Linked DNA regions of Mus musculus: region 1 is linked to region 2. Evidence: chromatin loops called from intact Hi-C (ENCODE). Cell type or tissue: heart. All regions are shown on one strand. Links, peaks and the distances in the headings refer to the core of each region. The heading gives the core; the rest is flanking DNA. Region 1 overlaps Dlgap1 (DLG associated protein 1). Region 2 overlaps Dlgap1 (DLG associated protein 1).

Region 1 (8,336 bases), core at 224-8,223, 47 kb after region 2:
TACGAAATGTATGCTTTTACTTGTATTATGGGAATCAAGCTCAGGCCTTCAGATGTGCCAGAGAAGGGCTCTCCCTTAGAGCTGCACTCAGCCCACAAGATATCCAACTTCAGTGTTTTAAATGCCTCCTGTATCCCCATTAGAGCTATGTATGATGAGTTCCAGGCCGATAAAGAAGAGTTTAAACAAACAAACAAACAAACAAACAAACCAACCAAAACCTATATTTAAAAAATCATTTAGAGGAAATACAAAGAGCCAGGACTTGCTAAGCCAAAATGCCAAAATAAAAATATAAAAAATTAACTATTACATTTTAAGAGATGGCTATTATGATCCTTTAAAAAGTTATTACTATGCCAGCAAGATTTTGCTGAAAGGACCCTGATATAGCTGTCTCTTTCCTGGCAAATACAGAAGTGGATGCTCACAGTCAGCTATTGGATGGAACACAGGGCCCCCAATGGAGGAGCTAGAGAAAGTACCCAAGGAGCTGAAAGGGTCTGCAAACCTATAGGTGGAACAACAATATGAACTAACCAGTACCCCCAGAGCTCATGTCTCCAGCTGCATATGTAGCAGAAGATGGCCTAGTTGGCCATCATTGGAAAGAGAGGCCCCTTGATCTTGCAAACTTTATATGCCCCAGTACAGGGGAATGCCAAGGCCAAGAAATGGGAGTGGGTGGGGAGGGGAGCAGGGTGGGAGGAGGGTATAGGGAACTTTTGGGATAGCATTTGAAATGTAAATGAAGAAAATATCTAATAAAAAAAAAGAAAAATTTTTATTACATCAGAAACATTTAACCATGTGTCCTCTGGTGTTCCTAAAATCGATTAAAAAAAAAAAAGACTTTGAGGAATTCCAAAGGTTCTGATCCCCAGCTCCACTTTGAAGAGAACTGTAGACATATCTTGTTTAGCAGAGAGATGTCCAGTAAGACCCAGTGGTAGGCCACAAAGATGAACAGAACCAGGGGCCACACCTTTGGATGGACAAGGTTCAGGGCAAGTTCAATGGGCACAGTCATAAAATGGGCTGAGAAGTTGATGGAAAATGGACAACTCAGAACATGTGACAAAATTCTGATGAGTAGACCCAAGAGTGGTGAAAAAATTGTCCCTAAGGGACCAGGCCTGGGCTCCTCAGCTGAGGAATGGGAAGCCTGTGGGTTTCAGAACAGCCGCTGGCCACTGATCACTATGGTGCCTCGTCTAGAATGGAAGTGTTTGTTCTGATATGGACAGGCATGCCCTCCAAAGGCACTTGCGTGGAAAGCTTAGTCCTCAAGGCAATGCAGAGGGCTGGGATGTCAAGAGTGATTGAGTCAGAAGGATATTTGGCTAATCAATAAGTGTCTCGAGCCACTGATAGATTCATAATTGAATAGACTGCGGGGAGGTAGTGGATGCTATGAAAGGAAAGGTGGGTCTGTGGTGGCGTGTTGTATCATGGTGGCAGGGTGGGGCACAATGGTTGAGGATTGCTCACCTTAAAGAAGCTAAAAAAAAAGGGTGGTGGTGGAAGGAGGGAAGGAGAGAGGAGGCAGAGAGACAGACAGAGAGAACAAAGAGTTCTGGGGATGGAGTGCCAGGATCTCCTTCAGGAACACGTCCCTACTAACTTTCCATCGTTCCATTATCTTCTAGTACAGCCACAGGTTGATGACGAAGCCCTCACGCATGAGATGCTGGGGACATTTCTGATCCAACTAGAAATGACTGTAATCATTTCTGATTAAAATGCAGAATCTGATTTTTTAAAAAAAAGTCTATTTACGAGCCTCTATGCATTGCAGGGTGACACATTTCATGGCAACAGCTAAGCAAGTTAGACCTGACTGGTCTCACCTGAGATTGTCCCCACAGCCTGGCCACGCCATTCTTTTGTGTCCCTGAAAGCTAGCTAGCTGGAGCTTCTTCTCCATTTATCCATCGTTGCCTGCTTAGTGCATGAGGGTTTTCTCCAGAAGCTTCCCCGAGCCTCTCTCTTTGCTCCCTCCTTGCAGCGATTCTCCTATCGGTCCCAAGTTCTCTTCCGGGAGCACAGTCATCTTTGATGATTTGAGCCATGCCACTACTCACCTCTAGAATGTAAACCCCATGAGAACAGAGGCTCCCTTTGATCACAGTGGGATTCCTGGCTTCAGCAAGTGCTGGATAAATATTTGTCAAGCAGATGAATTGATTGTCTGATGCTGTTGATAAGGACTCCCTCCTCGACACAGCCTTAATAACTCACCACTATTCTTTTTGCTCATGTGCTGTGCAAACCTGGATTCCCAGCCACAGGAAGTGGGCAAGTATGTGTGACTTATTAATCGCTCAGCTATGGTCTGTGGGCGCAGCTGGTCACCCCCGAAAACTCAGGAAGCCCAGGAAAAGAGGCCATGAGAAGCCCCTGGGAATGTGTGGGTTCGGGGTTGCAAGGGTCAGGTGCAATTTGTGCTATCTCTCATTTATGGTTTTAGGGGAAATAGGGACAGGGGGCTTTCTTGGGAGTCCTGAGAAGTTAGTGGTGGTCAGACTGAAGCACTTCTAAGTTGAAGTTATAACCTGTTTTTTGCTGGGTCAGGAGCTATTTTTCACCCCACATCTACAGCAGAAGGAAGCTGCAATCTCAGGGCCGGGCAAAGCTGCCACTTCCCACAGTAACTGTGCTCAGAGTTTTGTTCACTTCCTCTTGGGGATGCACCTCGACTTATTGTTCCCATAGGTACGGGAAATGTGGCTCCCTTGGAAAGTGGCTCTCTACAGTTTTCCTGCATCTCTTGTCACTGTTTCTATTAGTTACATAAGCAAATGTCTTCATCGATGTCTTTATAACTTCCATTCTATAATTTCAAAGTGTCTTCCTTTATACCTCTCACTCCTCTATACCACACACATACACACACACACAGAACCTGTACACACACCCACACCTGTACACACACACATACACACAGATGCATCCATACACACATATACACATTTGTACACACACGTATACACACATCCATACACATATACGCACACACGTACACAACATTCATACACACATGTACATATACATCCATCCACACATACAAATATACATATCCATCCACACACACAAACACACACATGCATATATACACACAGGCACACACACACATCAGTACACATACACAAACACATGTGCATACACACAGACACACTTGTACAAATACATCTGTACACACACACACACACACACACACACACACACACAACTGTGTAGGGCGTGGAATCCAGAGCCTTGACACAAAAACACAGCTCTCACCTCAAAGGGAATGAGAGTTTATTCTGGAGCCAGCTATGAATGGCCATGGTAGATGCCTCTCTCCAATGTGCTAACAGTTTGATGAAGTTGTTTTTGTTTTTTTTCTTATTTTTCGAGATAGGGTTTCTCTGTGTAGCCCTGGCTGTCCTGGAACTCACTCTGTAGACCAGGCTGGCCTCAAACTCAGAAATCCACCTGCCTCTGCCTCCCAAGTGCTGGGGTTAAAGGCATGTGCTACCACTGCCCAGCTTGATGAAGTTTTTATAGTTACAGAACAAAGTCATAAATCAAGACATTTAAAAAATATATTGGTGAGACTATTAGGTATGACTGCTGAGGGGGATAACTCCGATCTTAGGTGCAATCTGATGGCATTCTTAGCCTCTGGGTTGGAGGAAGCGTGTAGCCTGTTAGAACATTCCAGAAGGATTTACCTGAATAGTCACAAGGGTGTTACAAGGTCAAACATGGGTGGGCAATGAATGACTGTTAAGGGGCTAAAGATTGCCCAAGGGACTTGGGGTCCAGATTCATAGCATCCCGCTTTCCAATATTCCAAGCGTTAACCAAGCTTTGTGGGTCCTCCCTCCCTCCCTCCCTCCCTCCCTCCCTCCCTCCCTCCCTCCCTCCTTCCCTCCCTCCTTCTGTTTCTTTCCTCTCCCCCTTTCTTTCTTTTTCAAAGGCAAGGTTTCACTAAGTAGTCCTGACTGGCCAGGAACTCAGATCTGCTAGTGTCTGTCTCCAACAGGCACGAGCACACTGGGCTAGCCTTGTGGATGCTTTAACACCGTGAGATTCATTTATTTTTCCTGCTTGCTCAGTTCCCATAGGCAGGCGGTCTACCACTGAGTCACACTCGCCACCTGGTTCTGTGGACCCGATGTCTGTAGTTGGAGATAGGGGGAGTCCATCCACTCGCAAAAAAAAGTCTTTGTCTTTTAAGTTGAACACGCTTCACCAGGTCAGAGCTTCGGAGCTGCAGAGATTGCTCTCCTCATTTTCTAATAGCCACGTGTTCTGAACCGGTGCCCGGTGCCACCTCTGATCCTTGCCCCACCACTCCCTCCAGGGTGCACAATACCGCATTTATATCTTTTGAATGTGTACCATTTGAAAGCGCAGGGACAGAAGGCAGATGCAGGCACACCTTTGATCTTTCATCCTTGCGGGTTAAGTGAGGGCAGACACCTGGCAGCTGCGAACTGGAAACAAAATGATGCCTGGGACTGGAATGACCTGAAACGCTGCAGTGGCTGGGCCGCAGGGGCATGGAAGCTGACTCTGTATGCAGGCAGAGGACCTGATCTCGGGTAGCACCTTGAACGACCTGGCTGGGGCTGGCTGGGGCTCAAGGACTTACTAGGCAAGAGGGCAGAAAAGATCCGGCAGCTGCATTAAGCAAAGTCAACAAACTATGCAGAGATGGCAGCTCAGCACCGGTGCCGACGGGCTATTCCGGTGAAAGTGCATTTAGAGTGCTCTTGTTCCTTCGTGGTACTCTAAAGGATTCCTTTTAGGTACAGAGATGTCACAAATGCTTCAGGTTCCCAAGTCCTCGGCGGGACCGTATTGCCCCCTGGCGTCCATGTGCTGTTACTACGTCTTTGCCCAGGAAGCCAGAGCCGTCAATCACATCCATGAAAGGCGGAGCTTCCAGTTTTCCGCACATGGAGAAGTTTGGCAGTACAGGATTGAAAGGCAGTTTTAAACCCTAAGCCAGACCTGGGAGGGAACTTCGGAATTAAAGTTCCTCCTTCCCCACTCTGTGCCTGGCCTTCTGAATGTTCCAGAAGCTTCGAAAAGAAATAAGTCAGATTTGAATCTGCTGGTTTTTAATATTGGTGGTCGTGTGGTTACTGCACCCTGCTTCTTTTCAGTCAACTCAAAAGTGGCCCGGGCTAGAAAACCTTTCCTGACTTCTCTTCAGCGATTGCTTCGTGATAGGTGTTGGATGCCTCTCTGCTGTCAAGCTTCTCCGACTGTATGGGAAGGCAAGGGCATGGAATATTCCTGAACTGCATCTGCAGCCGCTGGGATGAGGCTTCTGTTCAGTAAAAACGTGTCCAGTAATAAACAGTTGCGTACCGTCCACACGGGGCGAAAGCATCAGGGCTTGATCAATACAGCAACCCTACCCAAGGCAAGAAGTCAACTTCTGGGTGGGAAAGAGAAGTGTGTTCATGTGTGTGTGTGTGTGTGTGTGTGTGTGTGTGTGTGTGTGTGTGTATGTGTGTGTACACACAGGTGTGTGAATGCACGTTTGTGTGTGTGGGGTGTCTCCTGGCACCTTCCCTTGTAGCCTGATATTTACATGGGTTCTGGGAATTGAATTTGAGGTCAGCATCTTACTGACAGAACCTTCTCCCAGTCAGTATTTTGTTCTGAACACAGCTATGCTTGCTTTTAGATTTTTTTCTTTTTTAACAACAACAGGCTCTCAGGTAGCCTAGCCTGGCCTCCAGGTCTAACCAAGGCTGACCCTGAACTCCTGATCCTCTGCATCTGCTGTTCATGTCCCGGGATCACAGACATCTGGTCACTGTGCCCTCCCTGCTCATATTACACATTGATTTATTAAACAGCATCATGGCAGAAGGCACGACTCCTGACTGTCAAGGGTTTACATTTTAGAGTCATACTGAGCCAACAGGTACCAATATTGTCTGCTATCCTTGTGACTTTGGGAAAAAAAAAATCACTTGATCTTTTTGTGTCTTTTTCCTCAGCTGTCAAAATGAGGTGGATGCTAGGGGTAGATGCATCCCGGGGCCTCGTAAAGGCTTCATACTCCACAGGCATTGACTAGTGAAGAGAACCATATGGATTTTCTACCAGCAGAGGTTAAAGATATTCAGAATTGGGTTGGGGTTGTAGGTGAGTGCTAGAGTTCTTCCCTGCTATGTGCAAAGCCCTGGGTCCCATCCTCAGCGTGGAAAAACAAAACAAACCCGAATTGTTGAAGGTCAAGGCTCAATCCATTCTATAAGGTATTGTTAAATCCTCGGATGCAGATGACCCGACAGGCAAAGGCGTGTGCTGCCGAACCTGAGGGTTTTGAGTCCCAGGATCAACAGTGGAGAGAACTGTTGTCCTTTGACCTCCACATGCGTGCTGTGGTATAAGTGCTTGAGTGCACACACACATTCACACACACACACACACATGTGCATGCACACACACACCACACACACACACCACACACACACACGCATGTGCATGCACACACACACCACACACACACACATACACACACACACACACACGCACGCACACCCCACACACATACACACACACACACACACACACGCGCACACACACACCACACACACACACATGCATGTGCATGCACACACACACCACACACGCACACACCACACACGCACACACACACACACGCACACACACACGAGCACAGTAACAACAACAGCAACATTTCCAAAGGTGGAGCCATGGCTCAGATGGTAAGACTTCTCCAATGGTAGTGCCATCCTTGAGGCCAGTCAAGGAAGTCCTTCACTGGTACAGATTACTACATTTTGAGTGTGTGCTGGGCCTGGGAGGCTCTGCTCTTCCCCCTCTCCAGGTCACAGCTCCATCTCAGGCCATAGCTGGGCCACTAAGAACACAGATAAAGGATCTATCACTGGCTCCTTTGAAGGAGCAAGCACAGGACATGTGATAATATTGCATAAGCATAAACGAGAACTGGAGACATTTGACCATAGAATTTTTTTCTTGAATCCCCCATCTGCCTAAAAGCAGAGCCTCTCCAAATAGCTTATTCTTTGAAAACCTAGAATTAACTAGGAAAGATGGACCATTATCTGCAGAGAGAAAGCTATACATTGAACAGTTGTTACAAATTACCATCTCTCCTTCATTATCCTAAATGTTCACTTATCTTTGTGTTTTTCTTTTCTTTTTGGTTTTTGTTTTGTTTGACAGGGTCTTACTCTGTAGCTCTGGCTGTCCTGGAACTCACTCTGTAGACCAGGCTGTCCTTGAACTCATAGAGATCTGCCTGTCTCTGCCTCCCAAGTGTTCTACACAGCTGACAGAGCACCCATTGGCTTCCTTAGAATTCCAGTGCATTCCAGCAACCTGACCACTGAGACCTGTCAGCCTGGCTTTCATGTGAGTGTCATACGCACCACCCTGCAGAGAGAGTTCCTTCTTACAGGTTGTGGCAAAGGATTTGCAGGGCAATTGTCATTCTCTGAACTAAACAGAAAGAATGGTGTGTCTTCTTTACAAACACAACCTAGCACGTGATTGTCAGAGCTTTGTGAGAAATTTTATGTGTTTGGCCTGCAGGTATGTCTGTGCACCACATGTGTGCTGGTGCCCAAGAAAGCCAGAAGAGGGTCCCTTGGTTTACTGGCTGTTTCTGTGTGACAATTTGACACAGGCTGGAGTTATCACAGAGAGCCTCCCTTGAGAAAATGCCTCCATGAGATCCAGCTGTAAGGCATTTTCTCAATTAGCAATCAAGGGAAGGAGGGCCCATTGTGGGTGGTGTCATCCCTGGGCTGGTAGTCTTAGGTTCTATAAGAAAGCAAGCTGAGACAGCAAGGGGAAGCAAGCCAGTAAATAACACCCCTTCATGGCCTCTGCATCAGCTGCTGCCTCCAGGTTCCTACCCTGTGTGAGTTCCTGTCCTGACTTCCTTTGGTGATGAACAGCAATGTGGAAATGCAAGCTGAATAAGTAAACCCTTTCCTCCCCAACTTCTTCTTAGTCATGATGTTTTGTGCAGGAATAGAAACCCTGACTAAGACTCTTGGAAATGGAGTTACAGATTGTGAGGAGCCATGTGGGTGCTGGGAATTGAACTCAGGTCATCTGGAAGAGCAACAAGTGTTCTAAAGGCCCAGCCATCTCTCAGAGTTCCTCTGAGTAATTTAAATCTGAGAATCTATAAATGTAAGTCACATTTCTGATTCTACATGCTTTATACAAACCGTGTCTTGATATTGGACAGCGACCATGTAAGCGGAATGTTCCTGTTTTCATCATAAACCAAAAAGATATTATACTTTTCTAAGTGTAGCGAG
Region 2 (8,336 bases), core at 285-8,284:
CACCTGAACATAATGACGTCAGACCGTGACATGACTTCTAAGACAAGTCTTTATGATGTGAAGTCATTATTTCACTCAAAACCTATTCTCAGGGGATTTATCCCACTTACTTTCCAAAGAAACTACATGGTGCACCCCAGCACACAGGCAGTGTGCACTCCACCGTATAATGTGTACCCCAGCACACAGTGTGCACCCCAGCATACAGTGTGCATCCCAGCACACAGTGTGTATCTCAGCATACAGTGTAGACCACAGCACACAGTGTGTATCTCAGCATACAGTGTGGACCACAGCATACAGTGTGTATCCCAGCACACAGTGTGTATCCCAGCATACAGTGTGGAATCCAGCACACAGTGCGTACCCCAGCATACAGTGTGCACCCCAGCACACAGTGTGTACCTCAGAATACAGTGTGCACCCCAGCAAGATTTGAACTCTTCATCCTTCTGCTCCAATGTGCTGGTAGTACTGGAGTGGACTCCCATACTTAACTCAAAGTTATTAAAATATTATTTATTTATTCACTTATTTTTATTTATATGAGTACACCGTAGCTGTCTTCAGACACACCAGTAGAGTGTGCATCAGATCCCATTACAGATGGTTGTGAGTCACATGTCAGCTTTGCAACTTTGCAAAGGCCATGAAACACTTGCCCCTCCAAAAGGGAGAGGCTAATTGACATTTCTCAGACCACTGGGCAGGATCTGACCTGAGGGTGGGGACACATTCTGCAGGATGCAGGACAGACCCTTGCCCGCCTTCAGACAAGGGAAATCCTAGTCATCTCATTCCCTAAAGACCAATCAGTTTAAAGCGTGCACCGTCCCGCCAATCATATTGTGCCTAGTTGCATCACTCGCTGCCCGAGTGATGGTGAGACTCCAGTGCACTGGAACAATAAATTCCTCTTGCTTTTTGCACTGATCTCAACTCTACCTGGTTCACTCTGGGGGTCCCTGATAAGCTAAGGCTCCCCGGAGTCTTACACCACCATGTGGTTGCTAGGAATTGAACTCAGGACCTCTGCGAGAGCAGTCTGTGCTCTTAACCTCTGAGCCATCTCTCCAGCCCAGTTGTCTACTTTCTCAATGAAAGACAGTGCTGGTGTGGCAAGCCTCAGGGAACTCCGGGGTGGGGGTGGAGTGGTGGTGGTGGTGGGTGGGTCAGGAGAAGGCTTTCTGGAAGTTCATGTAGACTCTGCCCACTTTGGTCATCCTCTGTCAGCTCCTAAGGACAGATGTTAGGTGGTCATTGAACACACAGGCGAGCAGGGGCAGGGACCACCTTCTTGTTGGTCTCTTTGTCCCCACTTAAGATTTATTTTAAATTATGTGAATAAGTGTGTGTATGAGCTAGTTTGTGCAGGTGTCTGCGAGGGACTTTTTTTTTTTTTTTTTTTTTTTTTTTTTTTTTTTAAAGATTTATTTATTATATGAAAGTACATTGTAGCTGTCTTCAGACACTCCAGAAGAGGGAGTCAGATCTCATTATGGATGGTTGTGAGCCACCATGTGGTTGCTGGGACTTGAACTCTGGACCTTTGGAAGAGCAGTCGGGTGCTCTTACCCACTGAGCCATCTCACCAGCCCTGCGAGGGACTTTTATTGGTGTTGTTTCTGTGGTATTAGATCTTTGAACCCAGGACCACAAGCTTGCTAACCTACAGTTTTCCCCTTGAGTCCCAGGCTGCTACCAGACTGAACTTGTATAAAAGCAGTTATTAATCAAGTTCACCCTAAAACCACGTGGTGGAGAGAAAGAACCAGATCTTGCAAGTGGTACTCTGATCTTCCAATGCACACCAGATCGCACATATGAGATCACACAAGTGCATACAAAACAAACGAGAGAAATTAAAAGAACAAGACCTGCATGAGTCTGAGAGAGGGCTCGATCGTAAACACACCAGCTGCCAAGCTTCACAGCCTGAGTCGATCCCCAGAGACCCACATGGCAGAAGGTGACAACCGACTCTCAAAAGTTGTCCTCTGGCTTCCACATGCACATCGTGGCATGCATATGCCCATACACATACAAAATAAATAGATGCAGTTTTAATTAACAACAGCAACAACAAAAACATCAGGCTTAGTGGTTAATCCTGACACTAGAGTGGCAGGCAGATTTCTGTGAGCTTGATGCCTACATGATGTGTATGTGTGTGTGTGTGTGTGTGTGTGTGTGTGTGTAATATTACAAATAAACAAACAAAACAAATCTGTAAGATGTGTAGTCACACATTGTTCATACACAGAACAGAAGGACATTATTCTGTAGTGACGACTCATTTCCTGGGAAGGCGCACAAGCACAGATCAGACAATTTTCTTTCTTTCTTTAAAAGATTTATTTAAATTTATGCATATGATTTTTACCTCCCCCCCCGCCCCCCCCCCTGTGTATTCTGTCCACCACATGCATACCTGCTGCCTGTGGACCGGATCCCGTGCAGCTGGTGTCGGGATGGTCAAAAGCCCTCACGTAAGTGCTGGGAATGGAACACAGGTCCTCTGCAAGTGCTCTGGACCTCTGAGCCATCTCTCCAGCTGGCGGATCCCTGTGAGTTTGAGGCCAGCCTGGTCTACATAGCAAGTTCCAGGACAGCCAGGGCTATGTAGAAATCTTGCTGCAGTCTCAAAAAGGTCTGCCTTTAATCCTCAGAACTACCAAACAAACAAACAATTTTAAAAAGAGAAAATACCTAAGTATATATAAGTTCTAAAAAATTAACAAAACCTTGCAAAATCTCTGCCCAACAGAGTCCACATGGAAAAATTACTGCCCTATTTCAAAAATATTTACAGCTTCCCCCTTTTCAGGCCACCCAGAGAGATCCTGGTGGTTGGTGAGGCGCACTCGCTTGCCAGCCCACCTCTGGGAGGTACAGTGCACCCCACAGTAGTTAGTATGCATTCTGGCTCCTGGGAGGTGCCTGTGTGAGAATGACTTCCACTCAAGGCATCCTCCACGGAAAACACTTTTCCCTGTCACTGAATGGGGGGGGGGGGGGAAGCGGCTCTGAGCGAGCCGAGGAGGGAGGGGCCGGCAATAACTCTTGCAGTCATCCACACCCTCGCCAGTTGGTGATTACCAGGATCCCAGACACTTCCTAATGCCAGACAAACGCCCCAAGCCTCGGCATGTCTGGCTTGAAGATCTATTCAACTGATAGCCCCCGCCTTTTCGAGGGAGAGCCCCATTGCCCGGGCTAATCAAACAAAACATTGTTCTCAGAGGCAGGAAGAAAGGAAAGGCTTGTCTCTTGGACGCAATGTTTGGGATTCATATCTATATATAAAAACATAATACATATATATTCCCAACTAAAAGGTTGCTACAAAACTTGGAATTCCGGAGGCGTGGCTGGTTTGCACAGAGCGTGCACTGTATAGAAATCCCGGGAGGGGAGGAATCTGAAAGCTAAGTGCCATTAAAAGAAGGGGGTGGGGTGGGGGGAAGCCCCAGGCACTTGATGCCTGTAAAGGATGTAAGTCACAGCCACTCTATTAGACCTGCAACCAAACTAGACTCAGATCCGTCGCAGCTGCCCTCCAAATGTCAGCGTCAGTGTTGGGCAAAGCTTGAAACCCCACCAGGCTTCAGGAGAGCCATTCTCACCCACATTTTCCCCCGAGCACTCTTAGGAACCTGGCAACAGGTAACGTGGCAACCTTTGACTTCTAAAAGGCGAGTGGGATAATTTCAGGGAACAAACGGATTGTTTTTGAGCCAGCTGCATCTCGCCTAACTGCCCCCGCACCCAACCTCCTCCCTCCCAAGACAAAGTCTGGGAAAACAAACTTAAGTGCTGCAGGCTGTCCTGCTCTCTCGCACGCCCTGGTGGCCAACATCGGAACAACATGCACGTGTTCGGAACTCCGCGGCAGTTCCCGCTGGTAAGTTTTGTGGAAGTGTGCCGACCTGTCTCTGGTGCAGAGATGGAATCCATTCAAAATGTCCCCATTTTTGTTGTTGTTTTCGAGATATGGTAGATATTTAGCCTTGGCTGTCCTGGAACTCACTATGTAGACTAGGCTGCTTCTGTCTCCTGAGTGCGGAAATTAAAGGTAAACGCTAGCAGATCTACCTGTAGAGAGTCTTCACTTTTATTTAAGCACATTGACAATTATCCACGGAATGAAACCTCTGGACTCAGACGCCCCCCTCCTCCCCAGAATCAGTGAGGGAGAATACTGGGAACAGGGTCTGGTAAACATTGCAGGAGGCTCGGGCCTGTGATTTCTTCCTTTTGAGGCCGATGTGGGAAGACCAGGGTTCAAGACCAGCCTGGACTCCTTACTCAGGCTTTGTCTTGAAAAAGCATCAACAAAACGTGATTCCTGCTGTAATTACTCCCATTTTCCCTGTTTGTCTCGTATATTCCACATACAGACACCTTTTGGGTTTTGAAGCTTTCCCAGTCAGCCCTGCTGGGTTCCTGTGTTATAAGGATTACTGAAGATTTCCACACTGCCAGATCAGCTTCCCAGACTGCAGCTACACCCAGTAAAATGCCAGCGGCTGTGTTTTTAGGCTGTCTGATCCTCTTAGACACTGCCCTACCCCCTTTCCAATGTTGGGCAGAAATGGAGGCCCAGTCCCGAGTCGCTGTTAGCCCACAGGACCCAGCGCTTCCTGGCTCTGCATCTGGAAACGGTACACGGAAGCTTGAGAGGTTCAGATCAAAGTACCTGGTCCTCTCAGAAACTTTCATTAATTAACTAAATTAGAGGACACTGAAGAATGCTGGAGGTGTCTCTTCAGAAGGCGCGGGGTCCAGGGGTTAAGGTCTGAGCCCTGTAGTATAGACCTCCACGAAGCTTGACAATCAAATAATACTATAAGCCAAAACCAGCCCATGCCTGAAACCATGAGATGTTAGAGTTGTTTTTGCCCACATCGTGTAAGGGCAAAGGTTAAGGCCGGGGGGTCTGAGTAAGCTTGGTAGGGCCGCTGGCCTGTGTGAACCACACAGCCTTTCTAGAGCCAGGGAACCGTGTGTTGAAATCGGGAGGGACATTTCGGTCTTCAGGGTTACTAATTTCCCAGGCAGCGGGTGTTGTTCCCAGATGGGAATACGATCTCTTTAGCACTTCATCTCCCGGCTTTGCCAACAGGTGCTATTGAGTCAACTGTGCACACAGACGGCCGTCCTGGCACATTCATCACCAGGAAGATGTCATTGCCATTTGTTCCATGACTTTCTGGATTTTTTTCTACCCCTGACTCAGACACAGTCACTTCCTCTTACGCTTAGGGAATTGTTTTGTTTTTTTCTTTTTTCTTTTTTTCTTTTTCAGCATTTGTAATTGTGTGTTTTTCAAAATATGTCCCCGTCTGGCCTACAGGCCTTCCTGAGTTGAATGGACTGTTTACAGAAGAGAGAGATTCAGGGCCCAAGGTCAGGGTTACAGAATTATATAAGGCTTCCTGTTTGGGCAGCTGGTCTACCAAGCCCTCAGGGCAGACTGAGTTTTGACAAAAGCCGGCTGCCCGTTGGGTGTGGTGGCACATACCTGTAGCTCAGGAATATCAGAAGTTCAAGTGTTTGGTTTTGAACCCCTGGACAAGCAACTGAGGTGTATATATATCAAAGCAGACCTGGCCTCCAGGTTCTCCCAGCATCCCTCACTCCCTACCTGGCATACCCTGCTCCCATCATTGAATTTTCCAGTCCAGGGCTGGGCTGCCATTCCCTTAGTGGCTCCTTCCTATCTAATCCTGACGTTTGGGTCTCTCTCTTTCCTCTCCTTTTCCCTCTTTGTATGAGGACTCTTTCTCCCCTCCCCGTCTCCCCCCACCTCCAGAGCAGCTTCCCAAGAAACCGGCCTTTAATCTAATCTGATCTGTCTTGAATTGACTCATTTTTGAACACGCACAGACTTTTCTTTGCTATTCTCTATATACAGACAGTATAACAAGTATTTGCTTGGTGTATGTCCACATAATTCCTACCATGCAGGAGGCTGAGGCAGGGGAGATTGCAAATGGAAAGCCAGCCTGTGCTACAAGTTGAATATTTGTCTCAGAAAACTAACATTGGGTTGGTGAATACTTGTAAGCCCAGAACTTGGGAGGCTGAGGCAGGAGGATCTCTATGAGTTTGAGGTTTTTGCAGTCTATATAGCAAGTTCCAGGCCATCCCGAGTGAGGCTTATGGGTCTATATCAGTATTAGAGTATATATATACATACATACATACATATATATATATATATATATATATATATATATGTCTATTTCAGTAGTAGAGTGCTTAGCTGGTATTGGGCAGGTCCTGGGTTTGCTCTCTAGAACCACAAAATAAAAAAAAACAATATTTATAAAGCATTTGCAGTTAGAAAGAAATTGAATTTCTGTAAGAAGTAATCTCAAAATGGCTTATATTGCCGGATGTGCAACAGGCTACATGCAAATACTATACAAGAGACAGTAGCTGAATGTTCTAGTACACTAGGACACAGCACATGAGGGTGTTCTACAGTCAATGCTCCAAAGCTACCAAAGCTACTACATAGGCAGTTGTGGCCAGTTCTGTTGGCACTCGTCAAGTGCTGGCTAAGTTCAGCTACGACTAGTCAGCTTTTGCCACAGAGCTAGTACGTCGAACGCCAGTGTTGAGATGCTTGGATAGTCATCCATGCCTGAGGCCTGGGATTCTATTCTCATCAACATGAGGAACGTATCTCTACTCCTGTGCCTTATCCAGCTAACATCCTCCCTTGTCTGCCTGGTGGTGCACTCAGGTCCGATGAGATTGCTGCTGAGGGCCCGGGATACCAAACCTCCCTTATCTGTGACTGCTTTGCTTCCCACGAGTTCTTTCCACTCATCATTACTGGGTTTTTGTCTCCCACGGCCTAGGCTGCCCTAGAACTCGCTGTGTACTCGAAGCTGACCTCGAGCCCCTCATCCTCCAGCTTCAAACTTGCCAAGGGTTGGGATCACAGACACACCAAGGTAGTTGTTCTCCCTTCTGAGAACCTTCGTTGTTTTGTTTTGATATTGAGCTTGAACCACCTTGAACTTCTGATCTTACTCACCTCCTAAGGGGTGGGGTTACAGGCATGGACCACTAAGCCTTTTTTTTTTTTTTTTTTTTGTTAAACGAAGTACTGCGACTAAAACCATTACTTTTTTTTTGCATGCTAGTCAAGTACTCCACAAACTTAGCTGCATCTTCAGCCTGGTTTGAAAGTCTCTTATTTTAGGTTACACTCACGATTTGGGTTTTATCATGGCATCTTTCCAAGAACCCTTCTCATTTCAACAGAACTAGCATGGAGTCCCTGAGTGTTAGGACAAACCCAAATGGGGACCACAAACGTCTGCCGGCCTGGGTTTAGTAAACAGATCTCAGCCGCGATTCACTCTTCCTGGGGCCAAGGCCATAGCGCGCTCCGGAATGGGAGGAGAGTATCCAGCGCATGGTAGTCCTCTGTGCTGCTTCAGGAAGTGAGAGGCCTGTTCACAAATCACATCTACGGGAGCCCGGGTCTGCTAAATCTCAGCCTCAGGTGATGCCTCCTTGTCTCAGTGCCTGGCACTGAGAGCGGCCTGAAGAAGGAGGTCGGGAATCTTGTGCCTTGGAAACCGCGATTTGTGGAGAAGCCAGAAAGGAAACCGTTCTTTCCTTCCGGTTAGTTCCAGCAGGGTCCGGGGAGGGCGGGGCCTGTGGGAGGTGCAAGCCTCCCAGGGTCTCTGAAGGTTAGCTCTTAATTATTCATCTCACTCCTTCCTCCTTTTTCAAAGGGAAAACTCTACAAGTTAATCTGTAATGGCCTCAGAGAAAGGATGCGTGTTAGGATGCGGGTTTCTTATGCATACTCAGATAGCAAGAGCAGCCCTGAGAAGGACAGACTCTCTTTAACTGCTGCTCCTCGACAGCCGAGGGCACAAATCGGAAGAAACTTTCCAGGTGCTCCTGGGGGATCTTTCTGACTACAAGACTATTTAAAGTATCCCTGACGGCTGAACTTGCCCTGCCTCCGTAGCGTATAGCCCTGCCGTAGAGCACACACCTACCATGTACAGGGATGTATTTCTAGCGTGGATAAAGAGACAGGTGGGGCGCGGATGCTTGTCATTTGCCAAAAATTTTCAGTTAAACGAAACAAAACCCAGCAACCTTCCAGTCCCTTTGAAGTCAAGATTAAAATTGTTATCAAGTTACTCCAACCTCTATCCCCCATTCACTGTGTGTTAATGAACCCAAGGCTGTAGCTGGTCTCTTTGAATTCCAAAAACAACCCTGCAGAGGAGGGTGTAGTCAGCAGATTAAAAGTGTGTGTGTGTGTGTGGGGGGGGGGGGGAGGCCAAGAGAGAGGT

What was found. Peaks named below come from ENCODE experiments on the same cell type or tissue, not always from the same donor. Only the 100,000 strongest peaks of a DNase experiment are listed, where the experiment ranks them.
Region 1: it touches region 2 in a loop (2.0-fold over the local background); 2 of 42 quality-filtered maps call a loop at or near these places.

The regions. Positions count from the first base shown.
Region 1 is chr17:70,703,694-70,712,029 of GRCm38, reverse strand. The region is part of intron 5 of Dlgap1 (DLG associated protein 1); the gene reads right to left. All of the region lies in intron 1 of Gm36746 (a long non-coding RNA gene), which reads left to right. Among named protein-coding and RNA genes, the nearest start is that of Gm36746, 9.8 kb to the left of the region's middle. In heart, for the core only: a CTCF peak has its summit at 4,861 (motif pointing left); a DNase peak (open chromatin) is centred at 4,849; H3K4me3 peaks cover 1,183 bases; H3K27me3 peaks cover 1,354 bases.
Region 2 is chr17:70,750,636-70,758,971 of GRCm38, reverse strand. The region is part of intron 6 of Dlgap1 (DLG associated protein 1); the gene reads right to left. Among named protein-coding and RNA genes, the nearest start is that of Gm36746, 37 kb to the right of the region's middle. In heart, for the core only: a CTCF peak has its summit at 3,844; DNase peaks (open chromatin) are centred at 3,101, 3,671, 5,011 and 7,531; H3K4me3 peaks cover 2,580 bases; H3K27ac peaks cover 3,568 bases; H3K27me3 peaks cover 580 bases.